Linked DNA regions of Homo sapiens: regions 1 and 2 are each linked to region 3. Evidence: chromatin loops called from intact Hi-C (ENCODE). Cell type or tissue: PC-9. All regions are shown on one strand. Each heading gives the region's core, and the rest is flanking DNA. Links, peaks and the distances in the headings are about the cores only.

Region 1 (5,000 bases), core at 1-5,000, 67 kb after region 3:
GGGACCCTGGGGAGGGATTAGGCAGCTGAAGGGGGCGGGGCTGGCAGCTGCGTTTGCACAGCACTTGATAGCGAATTCAAAGAACCTCAGCTGTCAGCGTGGAGGGGTGTGTGCAGGCTGGGCGAGGGTGGGAGGATGGAGAGGGTGTGTCCTAGAGCTGCCTCCCAGCCACGTCTAGGTGTGGCCACCGAGGAGACCCCGCTCCCTCATCTCTTGAGTCTGGCCTGGAGTTTCCAACTCCTCCCAGCCCGTCCACCCCTCCTCCCGCCCTCTCCCCTTCTCTGTGTCCAGCCACAGACAGGGCCCACCCTCCTGTCTTATGCACCGACTCCAGACAGTGCCCAAGACCCCACAGCCCTGGGGGTGACAAGAGGGAGGGGCCCCGGCCTGGGCAGCACAGGAAAACCCTGTCTCTACAAAAAATTTAAAAAATTAGCCAGGCATGGTGGCGCACACCTGTAGTCCCAGCTGCTCAGGAGGTGGGAGGATCAGTTGAGCCCAGGAAGTCAAGGCTGCAGTGATGTATGATTGTACCACTGGACTCTAGCCTGGGTGACAGAGCCAAGACCCTGTGTCAAAAGAAAGAAAATAAAAGGACTGAGCAGGTTCTCAGCCGTCCCACCCTGAGGTGCTCCAAGCCACACACGAGGCAACTGGGGTAGTAAAAATGCAGACAGAAACCATACAGCCAGCAACCATAGAAGAACTAGAGAAGTCTCCACTGCAGGCAAAAAGTTCATGGGCTGGGATTTTTTTTTTCTTTAAAATATTTTATGGCCCGGTGTGGTGGCTCATGCCTGTAATTTCAGCACTTTGGGAGGCCGAGGCGGGCAGATTACTTGAGCCAAGGAGTTCAAGACCAGTCTGGGCAACATGGCAAAATCCCATCTCTACTAAAAATTTAAAAATTAGCCAGGCGTGGTGGCAGGCGCCTGTAATCCTAGCTGCTCGGGAGGTTGAGGCATGAGAATCACTTGAACCCAGAAGGCAGCGGTTGTGGTGAGCCAAGATCGCACCACTGCACTCCAGCCTCAGCAGTAGAGTGAGACTCTGTCTCAAAAATGAATAAATAATAATTAAATATTTACAACTATAGTATTTACCCAAGTGTGGGGAACTTGGGAAATACCAAAATTCATCTGATTGTTGCAGCCATTCTGGAAATGACAACATTATAGAGCTGGAGAAGAGCTTAGCGGTCCCCAGGGGCAGGATTGTGGTGGAGGGATAGAAAGGGAATTCCTCTGTTGTAATGGACAATCCATATCTTGATTGTGGCGGTGTTTGCACAAATCCATACGTGGGATAAAATTGCATGGGAGACCACACCCACACCCACACCCACAAATGGATTCAGGTTTAAAAACATGATGAAAGGTGAGTACATTCTCTGGTCTAGTTAACAGAGACACCAATGTCAATGTCCTAGTTCGCCATTAAGGAGGCTGGTTTTTGTTTTTGTTTTTTTGAGACAGGGTCCCACTCTGTCACCCAGGCTGGAGTGCAGTGGTACAATCTTGCTCACAGTAGCCTCTGCCTTCCTAGTCCAAGTGATCATCCCAGCTCAGCCTCCTGAGTAGCTGGGACTACAGGCCCATATCATCACGCCCAGCTAAAAAGAATTTGTATTTTTTGTAGAGATGGGGTCTCACTTTGTTGCCCAGGCTGGTCTCGAACTCCTGGGCTCAAGTGATCCTTCCATCTCAGCCTCCCAAAGTGCTGAGATTACAGGTGTGAGCCACCGCGCCGGCCCCTGCACTGTTTTTGCAGCTTCTTACCAGTCTCTAATTATTTCACAATAGAAGGTTTAAGAAAAGAAATGAGAAAGGAGCCCTCCTCTGCCTTTGCTTCCCGCAGGAGCTGCCGGAGCACTGGGCAAATACCAAGAAACTGGCCATTCAGGTGAAGCTGACCGTGGCACCACTCCAGGCCAACGAGGTCAGCATCCTGCGGCGGAAATGCCAGCAATTCGAGGTATTATACCTGGGGCAGGGTGGCGGGATTTCCGGGGAGCAGCGTGGGGCTCACCCAGGGCCCTGCGGCATACAGGGTGGGGCCACCCTTGGGGCAGGTGGCCGCCCCGTGACTCTCTGTACTTTGCACTCTTCTCTCGCAGCTCAAGCAACATGAGTTCAGGGAGAGGTTCAGGCGCGAGGCCCCGTTCTCCTTCAGCGACCCCAACCCCTACAAGTCCCTGAATAAGGTATTTTTGCTCAAGGGTGAGATCAGGGGGTAAGTCTGGGAACCCCACTGCTTTCTTTTCTCAAGTAGTTATCCTTTCAAGTCCAGAAACGTGGTCTCCGCCGGACTGACCTTGGGGCCGTGCACGAGTGCTCTTATGTGTATGCATGCACATACGTGTGCGAGCACATGCATGGGTGTGTACGTGAACATGCAAACCGAGCAGCCCCCCAGACCACATGGTGTCCCCTCTGTGTCTCGCAGCTCAGAGCATGGCTCCAGGCCCACGGCTCAGGCCCCTTAACACCCTGTGTGACCCATAGTCCCTTAGCCTGACTCCGCCCCCTAATCTCCACTCTGTTCACATTCAGCAGCTTCCTGTCCCCTGGGCTTAATACTCACCTGCCATCTCTCCCTGCCTCCTGCCTCTCCTGACCCACCACATCGGGCAGCAGCCAGGCTTCACTCGTGTTCCCACTCTGTTCCCACTGTCCAAGTTCATGGTCACGTCCAGTGCACAAATTCACACAGCCCTGGACCTGGCAGCCCACTCAAGCTCAGGCCCAAAAGGCCCTTGTGGGCAGGAGCATGTGGGGTGCTCAGGGCCCAGGGGGGCCTCTTGGGGCCCAGTGGGGCCCTTGTCAGTTCCTCTTTGCTCCCAGTACGGTGCCCAGGTACTGCTGGGTCGGCCCCACCTGCACCTCCGCCTCACAGGCTCTAGCAAATGTGAACCCCAGGGTCCTCAGGGTTGCCTCACTCTTCCCCTCCCTGAGCTTCGGCTCTTTGGCCTCCAGCTCCAATCCGACCTTTCCTCATGGCCGTTTCCTCATGTCGCATTCCTCAAGCCACGATGGAGATGCAGCCATTCTCTCCCTAGGGCCCCGGGCTGGATTTTCTGGAAAGATTTGGGGTGAGGGGTGCCCCATGCCCATCCAAGGGGAGCTGTGGAGCTCCAGCTGGTGACCAGAGCAGGCAGTCCCTGCGTGTCCATGTGTGTGCACACGCTCCGAGCCCACCTTTGCCACAGCCTGCCTGTTACGTGTCCACGCAAACACACCCACTATCACCAGGTGCTACGACGGCCAACTCTTAGTCATGGGATTTGAGAGGACACTACGGATTTTTCCTCTTTGCTTATCTGAATTATCTCATTTTCAAAGCATTACTTAAGTCATTTTTAATAAGATAAAAATATAATATGAAAGTTGAAGAAATGCTGGGAAATCAGAAACTCTCAGGAGGAAATGAGGCATTTACCATGCCCATTGGGAGTCAGTCCCCACGCTGGTGTGGGTAGAGGTCACCCGCCCTCCCCTGCAGGCAGGACCCAGGAGGCCTTGGGGGATGGAGGGCTCTGTCCTCCCTCCAGGTGGGACACCGTTGTATGGACACCTCCTCCCAGAAGGTTTATCAGGGAGGGCACACTGGAGAGACGGGCAGAACGTCGGGGAGTGGGGTGGGGCACCGCTGAGGGTAGGTAGCCCTACTGACGGCCCCCTCGCCGCCCCTAGCAACAAAAGAGCATCTCCGCCATGGAAGGCATCATGGAGGCGCTGTCCAAGTCCGGGGGCCTGTTCGAGGTCCCCGTCCCAGACTACAAGCAGCTCAAGGCCTGCCACCGGGAGGTCCGCCTACTGAAGGAGCTCTGGGACATGGTTGTTGTGGTGAGTGCAGGGCACGCCGCGTGGGTGGGGCCCGGGATTCTGCAGGGAGCTGCCCCCGGCAACAAGAGGGCAGGCTCTGGGCACCCTTTGGTTGTAAGAATGTGACAAGAAGGTTTCTGGTGTTGGGTGGAGGCATCCGAAGGGCCCTGAGATCGCGAGGTGGGGTCCCTCCGCTAAAGCAGGATATGTTCACCTCTCTCTGTATGTGGGTGGGGGCTCGCCTTTGACTGCCCCCCTTTCTTTTTTCCCCTCCCTTCGTCTTTTTCCTCCTCCTCTCATTCTCTCTCACATCTCACCTTTTTTAAAGAAATTTTTTTAAGTAAGGAATACCACTTAGTCTGTTCAAGGTGCTCTAACAAAATCCCATAAACTCAGTGGCTCATAAACAACATTTTATTCCTCACCGTTCTGGAGGCTGGGAAGTCCACAGTCAAGGCAGATGTAATGTCTGGTGAGGACGCACTTTGTGGCTCATAGACAGTCCCCTCTCACTGCATCCTCATGTGGTGGAAGTGGAGCAGGCCGGGGCTGAGAAATCGCTCCAGGGTCCCTTTTATAAGAGCATGAATCAGGCCCGGTGTGGTGGCTCATGCCTGTAATCTCAGCACTTTGGGAGGCCGAGGCAGGTGGATCACCTGAGGTCAGAAGTTTGAGAACAGCCTAGCCAACATGATGAAACCCCGTCTCTACGAAAAATACGAAAATTAACTGGGCGTGGTGGTGTGCACCTGTAATCCCAGCTACTCGGGAAGCTGAGGTAGAAGAATTGCTTGAACCTGGGAGGCAGAGGTTGCAGTGAGCCAAGATCGTGCCACTGTACTCCAGCCTGGGCGATAGAGTGAGACTCCATCTCAAAAAATAAACACATAAATAAGAGCACAAATCACATTCCTGAGGGCCACGCCCCGATGACCTCATCACCTCCCAAAGGCCCTGCCTCCTAATACGAGGTAAGGATTTCAACAGAGAAATTTTGGGGGGAATATTCAGACCATCAGAGGCTCAATCTATGAGAAAGATTTTGTGGTTTCATTTGTATTTCCTACTGACTAACGATGCCAGCATATTTTCTTTTTTAAAAAGTATTTTTATTTATTTTTGAGACAAGGTCCTGCTCTGTTGCCCAGGCTGGGGTGCAGTGGCACGATCTCAGCT
Region 2 (5,000 bases), core at 1-5,000, 58 kb after region 3:
CCCCTGCCTGCTTTTGGCCTTGTGGCTGTACATTTGGCTCTGTAGCGATTGCTCAAGGAGCGGGGTGCGCTGAGACACGAGCTCTCAGAAGCTTCCCAGATAAGTGGAAGGCAGTGACACATTGATGGTACGGAGTGGATGATCAGGGCACTGAGAATCATCCGATGGAGGACAGAGGTGTTGACCACTGCCAACCCCACCCCTCTTTCAGGAGAGTATCGCTCCCCTGTTTGAGATCCGCATGGAGCTGGACGAGGATGGGCTGACCTTCAACCCGACCCTGGAGGTGGGCTCAGATCGCGGCTTCCTGGCACTGATCGAGGGCCTGGTCAACGACATCTACAACGTAGCCAGGCTCATCCCTCGGCTGGCCAAGGACAGGATGAACTACAAGGTCAGTCCTGGCCTCTTCTGGCCGTACACAGGGTCATCCATTGCTTTCCCCATTTGGTGTTGCCGCCCTAACTCGGCAAGGCTTCGCCGTTTACCTTTTCTTTTTTTCTTTTTTTTTTTTTGAGACGGAATCTCACTCTGTCGCCCAGGCTGGAGTGCAGTGGCGCGATCTTGGCTCACTGCAACCTCCGCCTCCTGGGTTCAAGCCATTCTCCTGCCTCAGCGTCCCGAGTAGCTGGGATTACAGGCACCCGCCACCACACCCGGCTAATTTTTTTATTTTTTTTTAGTAGAGACTGGGTTTAACCGTGTTAGCCAGGATGGTCTGGATCTCCTGAACTCATGATCCACCCGCCTCGGCCTCCCAAAGTGCTGGGATTATAGGCGTGAGCCACCGCGCCCGGCCCTGCTTACCTTTTAAATGACATCGTGTGACCTCTAGGATGACATGGCCACTTCTCTCCCCACTCCCACATCTGTCGTCCTTCCCAAAGCAGCTTCTTCTCAGTCAACCTGCCTGGGTTTCATTCCCTCATCATCCTTCCAACCCCCCGACACGATGCCAAGAGGGTAACCTTTCCCAACTTCCTGACTGTTCACTCAGTCCTGTAATTTTTTTGAGACAAGGTCTCACTCTGTCACCCAGGCTGGAGTGCAGTGGTTCAATCTCGGCTGACTGCAGCCTCTGCCTCCCGGGCCCAATTGATCCTCCCGCCTCAGTCTCCCAAGTAGCTGGGATTACGAGCATGCATCACCAAGCCCAGCTTGGTGATGTATTTTTTTGTAGAGATGGGGTTTTGCCATGTTGTTGCCCAGAGTGGTCTTAAACTTCTTAATTTTTTTATTTTTTGAGACAGAGTCTTGCTCTGTTGCCCAGGCTGGAGTGCAGTAGCATAATCTCAGCTGACTGCAACCTCCGCCTCCTGGGTTCAAGCGATTCTCCTGCCTCAGCCTCCTGAGTAGCTGGGACTACAGGTGCATGCCACCATGCCTGGCTAATTTTTCTTTTTTTTTATATATTTTTAGTAGAGACGGGGTTTCACCATGTTGGCCAGGATGGTCTCAATCTCCCGACCTTGTGATCCACCCGCCTTGGCCTCCCAAAGTGCTGGGATTACAGGTGTGAGCCACCGTGCCCGGCCTCAGTCCTGTAATGTAAACACTGATTCTCCCAGTACTCAGGCAATTTGACAAATGTGCCTCCCACTGCCTTCTGAAATCATCTCGTCTAAACGCATCAAACAAGACACACGGAGAGCCTGGCCAGGCTCTGGGGTAGGAAGGACAACAAAAGTCATGGGAAATTCAGCTCCCCGCTTAAGGGAGGTTTGAGGTGGTGTGTTTGTCAAAGCACCTATTTGTATAGCAATAAAAAAAAATCTGAAAAGACTTAAGTGACCTAAATGTTTGTGGAAGAGGGGAGTGGCTTGACCAATTCTGGCCCAAACCCAGATTCTGTGAATTGTCACAATGAGCCAAGGATGGAAAGGTGTTGTGACAGGTTATTAGACATTTATCAAGTTACAGAACAATGTTTAGAATATGGTTTCATTTGCTTAAACAAGCAAAAATCTGGGTGAGTGCTTACCAGGAAGGGAGGAAGGAGGGGAGGGGAGAGGGATGTGGCTGCAGGCGTTTCCTCTCATGCATTTCTGCGTTGTTTGAATTGTAAAATAATGGACACGTATGATTTGTCATAACATATATTTACAGCGAGATGAGCTGTCCTGTCCAGGAGGGAGGGATGTGCGTGTGCTCGTGTGTGTACGCGTGTGCTTGGATGCATATGTGCCCGTGTGCGTATTTGCATGTGTGGTGGGGAGGCATGCTTGTACAGAGGTGACATGAGGACACGAGGGAACAGCTAATGACCTGAGAAGGTCAAGGACAGCTCCTGAGAGGAGTGGGCGTGTGAGCGGATTCTGGAAGGGTGGGAGGAGGTTTCCATGCTGAGAAGATGGCTGTGATTTTAGGCCCAAGTGCAAGCAGCAAGCTGTTCCAGAGTTGAGAATAGAATTTGCCCCAGTTATGCAGACGCTAGGTTAGCACATGTCCTCAGAATCAGTGTGTCCCGGGTGTGCCCCTCCCACTGTCCCCAAAGCAGGCTGCTCTTGGGCACCCACGGTTGCTGCAGACAGAGCTGCTCCACCCCTGGGCTCTGCCAGCACAAACACTCAGGCTGCCTTGCAGACACCCTGGGACGCTCAGGCAGAACATTCCAGAGCTGAAGGGCCTGTTGCCCAGGAGAAGGGTCCCTCGAAAGCCTGCTGGTCTAGCAGAGTCTTACCTGGTGCCAAGCTGTGGAAGACAATGAGAGAGTCAGGCATCTAGACTGCTGGGTCCCAGGGCCACTTCCCAGAGACCCAAGTACCCTAGCTTGGTGGCAGAGAGTACCCAAGGGATGCTTCCCATGGGTACCAGGGTGGCCAACCCAGAGGAGTTGGGTCAGGACAAGGAGGAGATAGAATGTGGGCCCCAGGCTGCCACAGGGATTTAGAGAGCTGAGCTGCCCACAGGGGACACCAGCAAGGGGCAGAGACCCCAGGCAGCAGGTCTCACCTGCCTCTGGTATGCCAGGCTGCCACCAGCCCAGCCCAACTGGAACTTGGATCCCACCTGGGGAGATCCAAAGGACTGCAGGGGACAATCTCAGCTGGAGCAGGTAGATGCCTGGAAGTTACAACACTGAAATCCAGAAGCACCTGCCTGTGCTCTGAACACTGCACTCCCAACCCTGAGCAGAAAGAGGGGCCATGAGGAGGGGTGGGAGCCAAATGTCAGGCACAGGCGAGCCCATGGCTGAATTCTGAAGCACACACCAAATGCTTTCCTGCAGCCACGAGGAGCTTCAGGTTTCTCTCCCCTGTGGCTTCTTTCCATCCACAACTTACATGCAGGGTGGCCCGGCCCAGCCCTAGGGCCAACCTTCCCCTTCCATCCCAGCCCCACTGACTTCACCTCCTCAATTACACCGTTTCCTCGTGCCACCCCTTACCAACGAGGTCCCCTGCACAGACAAGATCTCCATGCACATCTGGGTCCCGATGGGGCCTCTCTGCAGCTGTCATGTGGGCTCTGGGCTATAGGCTGTCTTCAGTTGTCTGGTACCTGACCCTGGGTGATTTAGGGCAGGGGAAATACTGGCTTGGTGTGAGAGTTGGGTAAAGGGGAGTGGTTGAGGGTCGGCTGGTTTGCATATGCATGCCCCCAGATGAGCCTTTTGCTATCTCAAAGAATTGCCTAGCCCTGGGAAAGGCCGGCTCTTCCTGGCCCATAAGGTTTTTTTATTTTATTTTTTTAAGATGTCAAAATTGGGCTGGGCGCATTGGCTCACGCCTGTAATCCCAACACTTTGGGAGGCTGAGGCAGGTGGATCACCTGAGGTCAGGAGTTTGAGACCAGCCTGACCAACACGGTGAAACCCCGCCTCTAATAAAAATGCAAAAAATTAGCCAGGCATGGTGGTGGGAGCCTGTAATCCCAGCTATTTGGGAGGCTGAGGCAGGAGAATCACTTGAACCTGGGAGGCAGAGGGTGTAGTGAGCTGAGATCGGGCCACTGCACTCCGGCCTGGGTGACAGACCGAAACTCTGTCTCAAAAAGAAATAAGATGTCAAAATTTCATAAGATGCAGACAATAAAAATGTGATTAATACACACACCGACCACCTTGGGATTCTCCAGTCCTGTATATAAGCCAACGAGTTCTCTCTTTGCTTAACCAGTTTGGGTTGGGTTTTCTGTCACTGGCAACTAAAAAGATCCGTATAGCACTGGCCTCTCGTGCTCTCTGCTCTAGCCACCGACAGTAGACTTCCTTTAGTTCCCCTAACACGCTGCCTCCTCCCACCACGGGGCCTTTGCACGTGCTTTGCTGTTGCCAGGAAAGCCGCTTCTCTTGCTCCTTGTCTACCCATCCATCAGCTCTCAGACCAATGGCCATTTCCTCGGGGCCATTCCCTGACCTGCTCCCCATTTCACCTGAAGCAAGGGGGAGGGTGGAGATGCTTTTTTCTGTGATTCTTTGATGAATGTCAGACCCCATTCCTGGGCTGTACACTCCCTGCCTGTGCCCCAGTATCTATCCCAGCATGTGGTACGCAGTGAGAGCGAGCTATCGAATGAATGAATCAATGTGTGAGTCATCTCGGGGTTCCCCAGACAAACGTCACACTTGGCATACCTTCCCATGGCAGAATATTGCAAATCGGCAAAGGTTCCTATTTCCCGTGGTGAGAGCTTGGGCCAGGCACAGTGGCACGTGCCTGTGGTCCCAGCTACTTGGGAGGCTGAGGCAGGAGGATCGCTTGAGCCCAGGAGTTCTGGGCTGTAGTGTGCTATCCACTAAGTTTGGCATCAGTATGGTGACCTCCCAGGAGTGGGGGACCACCAGGTTGCCTAAAGAGGGGTGATCGGCCCAGGCTGGAAAAAGAGCAGGTCATCATGAGAGATTGGAAGCCCTTTCGCCAACAGAGAACCACTTCTCAAGGCCGAGAGGACAACACCTAAATTATGAACCAGGCAACATACCTCCCCTTTTTGCTTCTCCCCTGCCCCTTTCAGATGGACCTGGAAGATAACACAGACCTCATAGAGATGAGGGAGGA
Region 3 (10,327 bases), core at 2,650-7,649:
GATAACAGCCCCTTCCCAAGGCAGACCTTCTTGCCTGGGGACTAGATTGCCTTTGTAGGACTAACATGAGCCACAAGATTAGAAATCGTGGTTTAGGAGTCACGTGGCTGGAAGTGACAAGATTCTGACCCTCCCAAAACTGCCGCTCTTGCTTCAGTGATTCTGCCGCAGATGCTATGCTGTGATGTGGATGGCTGAGCATGGACCCTGAGGAGCTTGGCTGTGTGGATTTCAGAGATCTCTGGCTTATGCCTTGTGAGGAAAATGGACATCTTGGATAAGAACATATGTCCCCATTGGGGCTTGGGTTTAGACAACAGATACGAGGCAAAGACCACGGAGCAACCACTGTGACGATTCATAGGTTTGCGAGACATGAGGTGTACATTTTCTGCAATTCAATAGTCTCAGCAACTGACAAAATGGGAGGTGTATAACCTATAGAACTTCTGGGGGTAAATAAGACATCAATCAATACATATAAGGTATACATTGGTTCGGTCTGGAAAGGTTTGGGACAATTCGAAGTTGGGAGCTTCCAGGTCATTCTAAATACCAGTCATGCTGTAAACCAACAGATGCCAGCACGCAAGGCCCAGCCAGCCCGGTAACTAACCATTTGCCTTTTTTAGGGCTTTCTATGAGGTCAGTAAACATTTTGAAAGGCTAAGTAAGGTTTTCCTCTTCCTGTTTCCTTGTGCTCTGAACCTCCCTAACCTGCCCCCTGGGCCTGCTGGCCTGGCTACACACACTGCCCCAGGCAAAAATGGTTGGAGGGATCTGTATGGGACTTTGATGAGAGCTGGTTTAGAGAAGGTGAGGATGGAGGTCAAAGCCACAGAGGCGGCTGAGGAGTGGGTGGGCTATGGGCTTTTTGAATCCGCTACTTGAAGCAGAGGGATGGGGTGGCAGCTGGAGGGGGGTGGCAGCTGGAGGGAGGTGGCCTTGTCTTGTTTTTGAGATGCGGGATTCTATGGCATATTTGCATTTTGGTGGCAGCGAGCTGGTAGACGAGGAGAAAGTGGGGGTAGGGACAATAGCAGGCAAAAAGTTTCTGAGAAGGCAACAGAGAGGAATAGTTTAGAAATGGGAGTTTGCCTCTCCCAATTACTGGGGTGACTGAAGCGGACCCAAATCTAGCCCTCTGCCTGTTTTAAGTAAAGTTTTATTGGCACACAGCCACGCCTATTCACTTACATATTGTCTGTGACTGCTGTAGAACTCCAGTGTCAGAGTTGAAATGCTGCCGCAGAGATCATCTGGCTCTCAAAGCCTAAAGTACACCCTGGCCCTTTGTGGGAGGTTTGCTGACCTCTGCCACCCCTAAGGTAGGCTGTGAACTTGAAGGAAGGGTTAGGGGCAGACCTAGCCCCTTGCAAAATCCTCAAAAATCCCTGTGAGCAGCTGTGAGCTCAGAGTTTTTGCATTTCAGCAAACTCAGAGAACTCAGAGTTTACAAATTTCCAGCCACAGAGAGTTCGCAGCCTGATGAGGAGTTTGCATTTTCCTCTCTCAGGAAGCCGTTTGCTACAGTGCAGATGTGGCCAGGAGGCCAGTGTGTCACACTGATCATGGTGGCATGTGCCTGCAGTCCCATTATGCAGGAGGCTGAGGTGGAAGGATTACTTGAGCCCGGGAGGTCAAGGCTGCAGTGAGCTGCGATCATATCACTCCACTCCAGCCTGGGTGACAGAGTGAGAACCTGTCTCAGAAAAAAAAACGCCAGCTCATATTAATTAAAAAATAGATATAATCCAAAACATATTTTCCGATAAATAGACAAATATACACACTGGGCCCAATACTCATTCCTTACAAGTACAAATTACATGTCTTCCTAAAAAAGAAGCTTCCTAACCATGAGACAGTCAACACTGGTCTTATAAACATAACTGGATGGTGGATTTATGAGCAAAAGAGAAAACTTACAAAATGAAATAAATATAAAAAGCCGTGTTTACTCATTTCTGCTTGTGAGCATAATTTCGCATAGCCCCTGACTCTGTGCTGACATGTAACTCTCCACAAAAATATTTAAAAGACAAAACAAAACACCTGCCCCTTCAACATCTCTTACCTAAGTCACTATATTCCTTAAAAAATACCTGACCTGGCCAGGCGCAGTGGATCACACCTGTAATCCCAGCACTTTGGGCTGAGTGAGCAGCTGTGAGCTCAGAGGTTTTGCGTTTCAGCAAACTCAGAGAACCCAGAGTTTACAGATTTTTGGCCGAGGCCGAGGCAGGCAGATCACCTGAGGTCAGGAGTTCGAGACCAGCCTGACCAACATGGAGAAACCCTATCTCTACTAAAAGTACAAAATCAGCCGGGTGTGGTGGCGCATGCCTACAATCCCAGCTACTCGGGAGGCTGAGGTGGGAGAACTGCTTGAAGCCGGGAGGCGGAGGTTGCCGTGAGCTGAGATCGTGCCATTGCACTCCAGTCTGGGCAACAAGAATGAAACTCTATCTCAAAAAAAAAAAAAAAAAAAAAAAACCTGACCCCTTGTTGTTTCCTACACACATGGTAACCACTGATGAGAGTCACAATGTTGATGAGAAAACCAAACTCTGTAAAATATTCAGAGATGCTTATCCTGAGCCAACATGAGCAACCACAGTGGCAGAACTGTCTCAAGAGTTCCTGAGAAAGTGTGCCCAGGGTGGTGAAGTTACAATTTGGTTTTATACTGTTGACAAAAAAGAGTCAAACTGTGTGAAATATTTGAAGAGATTTATTCTGAGCCAAATATGAGTGACCAGTGGCCCCCGGAGATCCTGAGAACGTGTGTCCACGGTGATTGGGTTCCAGCTTGGTTCTATACATTTTATGGAGACATGAGGCATCAGTCATTACACGTAAGATGTACATTGGTTGGGTCCAGAAAGGCGGGACAACTGGAAGTCGGGGTGGGGGTTGGGGGGACTTCCAGGTCATAGGTAGATTCAAAGATTTTCGGATTGGCAATTGGTTTAAAGAGCTATTCTCTAAAGACCTGGAATGTCTGGGTTAAGATAAGGGGTTGTGGAGACCAAGGTTTTACCACACAGACGAAGCCTCCAGGAGGCAGGCTTCAGAGAGAATAGATGGTAAATGTTTCTTATCAGATCTAAAGAGTCTGTTCTATCAGTCTTAGGGTCTCTGTGTTGATGTTACTGCTGGTCAGCTGTGCCTGAGTTCCAAAGGGAAGAGGACATAATGAGGCATGTCCAACATCCCCTTCTAGGCTGGAGTTCCAGACCAGCCTAGGCAACATAGCGAGACTCTGTCTCTTAAAAAAAAGGTATCCCAGTTTGTGTAACAGATTCTGTGATTACCTTTTCCGTGTAATAGGCACTCTCAGAAAATATCTTCTGAATTGAATGGAATAATTTGGAACATAACGAAGTAATAGTTTTGCTAAAATGTTTAAAGTGTTGAACTGTTTTTCAGGTTGACTTTGGAAAGCCCTTGGCCAAGAGGAGAGGTCCATTCAGATGATGGGGGAGCTTAGAATTGTATTTTTGGTTTACAGTGCATTTTAGGGAGACCAAAGTTACAGGCAAAGACATAAATCAGTACATGGAGCGTATACATTGGTTCAGCCTAAAGTGGTGGGATACCTTGAAGTGGGAGTTGGAGGGCTTACAGGTCACAGGAAGATTCAAAGATTTTCCAATTGGCAATTGGTTGAAAGAGTTAAGCTTTGGCTAAAGTCTTGAGGTCAGTAGAAAGAAATGCTTGAGTTAAGATAAGGGGGGTTGTGGAGACCAAGGTTCTTGTTGTATAGATGAAATCTCCAGGTAACAGCCTTCAGAGGAAATAGGTGGTCAATGTCTCTTTTCAGACCTTAAACGTGTCAGACTCTTAGTATTTCCTAGATCTGGGAAAGACCTGGCTGCATTAATGGTGCTTTTCTACAGAATGCAAATTTCCCTCACAAAAGACAGCTTTGTAGGGCCGTTTCAACATATGTCACGCCAGTAATCCCAGCACCTTGGGAGGCCTAGGCGGGCGGATCATCTGAGGTCAGGAGTTCGAGACAAGCCTGGCCAACATGGTGAAACCCCGTCTCTACTAAAAATACAAAAATTAGCTGGGTGTGGTGGTGGGCGCCTGTCATCCCAACTACTCGAGAGGCTGAGGCAGGAGAATCATCTGAACCCAGGAGGCGGAGGTTGCAGTGAGCTGAGATGTGCCACTGCACTCCAGCTTGGGCAACAGAGCGAGACCCTGTCTCCAAAAAAAAGAAAAAAATATATTGTGGGGTAAAATATTTTGATTTCCTTCAGGGTCTGCCATCTGTCATGTGATACTACACCAGGGCCAAGTTGGAACATGGTATCTCATTGCCACAGGAGTCTCTTCTGCCAGACTTCTGATCTCTTTTCTAACCTTAGTGCTGGTCATCTGTGCCTAAACTCCAAAAGAGAGGGGATAGAGACCATCCTGACTAACATGGTGAAACCCCGTCTCTACTAAAAATACAAAAAAGTAGCCAGGTGTGGTGGAGGGCGCCTGTAATCCCAGCTACTCAGGAGGCTGAGGCAGGAGAATCGCTTGAACCTGTGAGGTGGAGGGTGCAGTGAGCCAAGATCGCGCCACTGTACTCCAGCCTGGGCAACAGAGCGAGACTCCGTCTCAAAAAAAAAAAAAAAAAAAAAAACAGAAACAAAAAAAACAAAGAGAAAGAGAGAGAGGGGATATAAGCAGGTATGCCTCACCTCCCTGGGAGATCGGGCTGGGAATTCAATTTTTCAGGTGACTATGTGGTCAACTTGGCCAAGAGGGGGTTCATTCAGTTGGTGGTGAGGCTCAGGATTTTATTTTTCATTTTTAATAATTATTCTATAATCTACAACCAGATATACTCTTATACCCAAGCTTTAATATAATTTTACACCTACTAAACCCCCACTACCTGTATATAAACTGTAAATTAAAACACTATTTCAAAACAGTCCGACAAACCCCCTCTAAAAGACTTCTCCCAGGCTGTGGTCGGTCTCTAGTCCTCAATAAAACTTCTAAATAAAACTAACTTTGAAATCGTAAAAAATAATTTTTTTCCTTCCTCAACATACTTTAGCACTAGCCAGGCAAGACAAGAAAGGCAGTAAGGACTGTTGCGATTCCTCGTTCCCATCTATAATTTTTTTTTTTTTTTTTTTTTTTTGAGAGAGAGTCTCCCTCTGTCACCCAGGCTGGAGTGCAGTGGTGTGATCTCAGCTCACTGCAATCTCCGCCTCCTGGGTTCAAGCGATTCTCCTGCCTCAGCCTCCCCAGTAGCTGGGATTACAGGCGCATGCACGCCCGGCTAATTTTTGTATTCTTAGTAGAGACGGGGTTTCACCATGTTGGCCAGGCTGGTCTCAAGCTCCTGACCTCAAGTGATCCACCTGCCTCGGCCTCCCAAAGTGCTGGGATTACAGGCGTGAGCCACCGCGCCCTGCCCCCATCTGTATTTTTAATAGAGATGGGGTTTCACCACGTTTGCCAGGCTGGTCTCAACTCCTCCTAGTTCCCTATTGCTTAAGAAGCCTTCAGGGAGGGAGGCCAGACTGCACGGAAACGCGCCTTGGGTAATTAATTCCCAAAGCTGGGTTGCGCCATCCACCGCGGTGCTTGACGCGGGGTCAGGAGGCGGCTTCCGGAGGCCAGCTAGTCTCTGCAGCGCGGATAATCTTCCCTCCCCACCGCAGGAGTCTGGTGCTCCTCAGAGATGAGCCCTGTCACAGTGGAATAAATGTCCTTGGGGTAGATTTCGAGACAGACAGACGTGAGTCAAACCACAGGCAGGAAATTTCATTTCCAGACTGCGCTCAAATTCTTTTTTCCTGACTCATGACATTCAAAACACATTTCATTTTACAGACCAAGCTGAGCGCCCTTCGGCCAGAGGCCCCGACCCCAGGGCCATGTGGTTCACTCCCTTCCTTCCCTTCAAGTTCAGAGTTAAACTTGAGAGCTTCCTGCAAACAGGACCAAAGGTCAACAGAAGCGCGGGGCAGGAAGGGGAGGGTGCTCTCTGAATGGGGGAAGCCCAGTGCCTTGCCGCTTTTTGACATCATTTGGACTCAGATATTTAACTTACAGCACTTGATTTTCATCATAGAGTTTTTTTTTTCCCAATATATTATAAACCAAGTCACTGAGGAAGAGATTATTCTATAATACAGTTTAGGGTTTAAAAAAATATATTCCAGGGCCGGGCACAGTGGCTCACGCCTGTAATCCCAGCACTTTGGGAGGCCAAGGCAGGTGGATTACCTGAGGTCAGGAGTTCGAGACCAGCCTGGCCAACATGGTGAAACCCCCCCCCCGTCTCTACAAAAAATACAAAATTAGCTGGGTGTGGTGGTGCACACCTGTAATTCCAGTTACTCTGGAGGCTGAGGCAGGAGAATCACCTGAACCCGGCAGGCGGAGATTGCAGTGAGCCGAGATTGTACCATTGCACTCCAGCCTGCACAAGAGTGAAACTCTGTCTCAAAAAAAATAAATAAATAAAATATATATATATATATATATATATATATATTCCAAAGAAAAGGGGTCTTTGTCCCTTTAAGGAAAGAAATTTGGTATTTCCAGATGTCTGGTAGAAGTTGAGCTACAACATGCTGGAAGCCCGGGGAGGGACCATTGACCTCCTAGAGCCCAGCCTGTCCTTGAATCCCCACCCAGCGAAGATGTGAAGTGAGCTGGGGCAAGGGGCATGATGAGCGGACGGACGGCCCGGAAAAGCCCAGGTAGGCGCCGGGCACTCCCTCTCTCCCTGCAGCAGCAGGAGGCACAGGCTGCAGGGTCACAGCCAGGGTCTCTCCTGCTAGGGAAACAGTCACCGTGAGCGAGCCCAGCCACCATGGCAGAGGTGACAGGTACTCCCGAGTTCTGAGCGCTCCTCTATCGTTCTGCTGTGCGCCTGGCTGCTCACCGGAAAGCATTTGTCTCTGAGTCCAATCCGCCCTGATTTCTCATTTGTTTGGTTGGTGATGGTTCTGCTGAAATAGACCCAGAGCAGCAAGGGTCACTTCTGAGGAGCGTGGACCCATGGAGCAAAGATTCCCCGCCCTGTGTGTACTTGGACCCAAACAGGTGCTTTGAAAGCCTCCACGCTTGGCCCCGACCCTCCAGTGCCCTTAATTCTCAAAGCGTCCCAGGTGATTCTGCCCGTGGCTAAGCAGAGAACCTCAGCCTTAAGTTACACCTGCCACTCAGGTAACCCGTGGGGCTTGTTGAAGGCAACTCAGGCCTCAGGTGTGAATGACCATAAAGCAGGGAAGGCTGGGCGTGGGGGTTCATACCTGCGCGCCGAGAACTTCGGGAGGCCGAGACAGGAGGATTGTCTGAGACCAGGAGCTTGAGACCAGCCTGGGCAACAACGTGAGTCTTACTTTTTTGTCTCTACAAAAAATAAAATTAGCCAGGCGTGGTGGCAAGGGCCTGTAGTCTCAGCTACTCGGGAAGCTGAGATGGGAGGATTGCTTGAGTCAAGGCCAGCCTGGGCAATATAGAAATACCCTTTCTTTCAAAAAATTAAAAAATAAAAAAAGCCAGGCATGGTTGTGTGCCCCTGTAGTCCCAGCTACTCAGGAGCTGAGGTGGGAGGTTGGTTTGAGCCCCAGATGTCAAGATTGCAGCGAGGTATGATTGTGCCACTGCACTCCAGCCTGGGCAGACAGCAAGACCCCTAAAATAGGGAAACACTGAAAGCCTTTTTAACAAGGATAACTGGCTACTTTCAGTGAATTTGCTTAAAACAGAAACCAAAATTTTACTCTAAATCAGTGACTCTCAAACCTTAGCCTGCATCAGAGTCCATTGGGGGCTTGTGAAATACAGATTGCTGCCCCACAATCTGGGGTGGCCCCGGGCTCTGTGATCCCAACGAGAATCCAGCTGATGCAGAGGCTGTTGGCCCAGGGGCCCCACTCTGAGAACCTCCGCTCTAAGTGGAGTGGCGGTGGGGGGGGGTGGGGAATAAAAATGAAAATTATAGAAGACTTGTGTTATCTAATTAATAAAAATGCAGGTTGCAGGTGCTGTCAGTTCTCAGCATAATCACAGCATGACCGAGCAGAGAGGAAGGGCAGGGAGGGGCGGCCCCATGCCTGCGGGCCGGACTGCCTTCTCAGCACGCGTCAGATGGACCGATGCCACCTGAAGGTGCTTGCGGTGGACACAGAATGTGCGGATGGGGAGATGGCAGGAGGGACAGGGCTTGGCGATGCTGACATCACAGGCAGCCCATGTGAAGTGGAAGGGTTCCTACTGAGGGCTGAGAACAGACACCAGCCCCCAGGAGCCAGACCACGCCCCAGGGGAGGGACGCGCCCTGCCTGGAGTCCTGAGAATCTACCTTTCCTCCTCCCCCAGATTCAGAACCCCCTTATTATGCTGAGGCCTGACAAAAGGCTCCCTCCTTGACCCAACTTCAGGCAGACTCTGCTGAGCCCTCTTTTTTTTTTTTTTTGAGACAGAATCTCACTCTATCACCTAGGCTGGAGTGCAGTGGTGCGATCTCGGCTCACTGCAACCTCTGCCTCTCTGGTTCAAGCGATTCTCCTGCCTCAGCCTCCCAAGTGGCTGGGATTACAGGCGCCTGCCACCACGCCTGGCTAATTTTTGTATTTTAGTAGGGACGGGGTTTCACCATGTTGGCCAGGCTGGTCTCAAACTTCTGACCTCAGGCAATCCACCCGCCTCGGCCTTCCAAAGTGCTGGGATTACAGGCGTGAGCCACTGTGCCTGGCCCACTGAACCCTCTTTTGATAAGGCCTCCGTTCTCGAGCCCGGTCCTCAGCCTGCCCACGCCAGTCTCAGCAGAGAATCCTACTGAGTCACCCCAACCCTTGAAATCTGATCGAGTTCCTCAGCACCTCTGCTTTCCCCCGGCCATATCCAGGTCCTTGGTCTGCCTTTAGCAAGAACCCCCACTTGAAGTTCTCCTCTTAGCAATTTTCCATCCACTGACCCCTCGCTGCTCATGGCTGTAAGTCCCCATCTGCAGGGTGGTGTTGGGATCAAGTTCGGCTCTTTCCCCGGTTGCAACATCCCGTATATGGTCTGTCCCTATCTCTTTGAGTCTACATGAGGTGTGTCTGTGACCACTGCCTGTGCCCCAGGTACGTCTCCCTGTGTGGGCGGAGGCAAACTCCTCCAGAGACCCCACACTGTTTCCCAGCCTGGATGGCTTGGAATCCATGCATTTCTGTGCTTTGTTGGGGGCCTCACCCTTAGGACCTGTGTGCAGAGACTCCTAAAGAGAAAAGGTTCCCAGGTCTCCACAGCGTGTACCCTTGCTGTGACCTTTGGAAACCTGGCTGGCAGGGACTTCTCTGGCCGCGGTGTCCTGCCCCTGAAGGGAAGGGTGGTCTACCTGGCCAGCCTGACTGCTCAGGCCCAGCCCTCCCTTTCCACCCAACTTCAAGGGTAAGGACGCGCCTGGGCAGGAGGACAAAGGCCACCTCCTGTTCCTCTGCTGGGAACGCAGCAGGAGGACACGCGGCAGGGCCCCAGTAGACAGAGGGAGGTGGGGAGCCTGATGAAACACAGACGGCCCGGCCTCTCCTGTCTGCAAGCATCCCCGGCAGCGGGAAAGGGACCTGCGATTTTCTTTAATGATGGGTAATGTCTTCATGAAATTTGCCTTCCAAGTTCATTCAGCTGGGAGGAAGTGTTGCCCCTGGGGATGACTGAGTTCTCTCAGCTCATCCCGGCCCTACCTCGATGTGGGCTGTGACTGACAGAAGCAAAAAAAGAGTGAAGGGCATCCTCGGCTGGTGGCCCTGGCAGGGAGGACTGAAGCCAGACACCCACTCCCCTGCCCCCAATCCAACACCCAGCCAGGAAGAGAAACATGAGGCAAGTGCCTGTCAATCAAGGAAAATGAGCCAGGTGAGTCTCAATCATTTCAGGAGGTTTATTTGCCAAAATTAAGGACATATGCCTGGGAGGCAGGTCTATGCTTTTCTCTGAAGATGATTTTGAGGGCTTCAATATTTAAAGGGAAAAGGGCAGGCTATTGAGAAATACAATTTTCTTTCTCTTCTTTTTTTTTTTTTTTGGGAGATGGAGTTTTACTCTGTTGCCCAGGCTGGAGTGCAGTGGTGCAATCTCAGCTCACCACAACCCCCATCTCCTGGGTTCAAGTGATTCTCCTGCCTCACCCTCCCTAGTAGCTGGGACTACAGGTGTACATCATCATGCTCAGCTAATTTTTTTGTAGTCATAGTGGAGACGGGGTTTTACCATGTTAGCCAAGCTGGTCTGGAACTCCTGACCTCAAGTGATCCACCTGCCTCGGCCTCCCAAAGTGCTGGGATTACAGGTGTAAGCCACTGTG

The links. A loop is a pair of places that touch in the nucleus more often than their neighbours do. Peaks named below come from ENCODE experiments on the same cell type or tissue, not always from the same donor. Only the 100,000 strongest peaks of a DNase experiment are listed, where the experiment ranks them.
Region 1: a loop joins it to region 3, with 11 times the contacts of the local background. A loop is called at or near these places in 3 of 110 quality-filtered maps.
Region 2: a loop joins it to region 3, with 6 times the contacts of the local background. A loop is called at or near these places in 6 of 110 quality-filtered maps.

Annotation. Positions count from the first base shown.
Region 1 is chr17:78,523,854-78,528,853 of GRCh38, reverse strand. It overlaps DNAH17 (dynein axonemal heavy chain 17), which reads left to right. Exons shown (of 81, transcript NM_173628.4): 23 at 1,858-1,974; 24 at 2,117-2,203; 25 at 3,693-3,845. Among named protein-coding and RNA genes, the nearest start is that of DNAH17-AS1, 41 kb to the right of the region's middle. RefSeq lists an enhancer at 2,482-3,097. In PC-9, for the core only: no CTCF peak of the experiment used is centred there; a DNase peak (open chromatin) is centred at 1,923; H3K27ac peaks cover 1,628 bases.
Region 2 is chr17:78,532,693-78,537,692 of GRCh38, reverse strand. It overlaps DNAH17 (dynein axonemal heavy chain 17), which reads left to right. Exons shown (of 81, transcript NM_173628.4): 19 at 212-394; 20 at 4,957-5,000. It also overlaps the pseudogene RN7SL454P. Among named protein-coding and RNA genes, the nearest start is that of DNAH17, 42 kb to the left of the region's middle. RefSeq lists an enhancer at 4,126-5,000. In PC-9, for the core only: no CTCF peak of the experiment used is centred there; DNase peaks (open chromatin) are centred at 1,902 and 4,542; H3K27ac peaks cover 2,106 bases.
Region 3 is chr17:78,587,903-78,598,229 of GRCh38, reverse strand. No RefSeq gene overlaps it. Among named protein-coding and RNA genes, the nearest start is that of DNAH17, 16 kb to the right of the region's middle. RefSeq lists enhancers at 8,917-9,429, 9,430-9,942. In PC-9, for the core only: no CTCF peak of the experiment used is centred there; a DNase peak (open chromatin) is centred at 5,699; H3K27ac peaks cover 2,469 bases.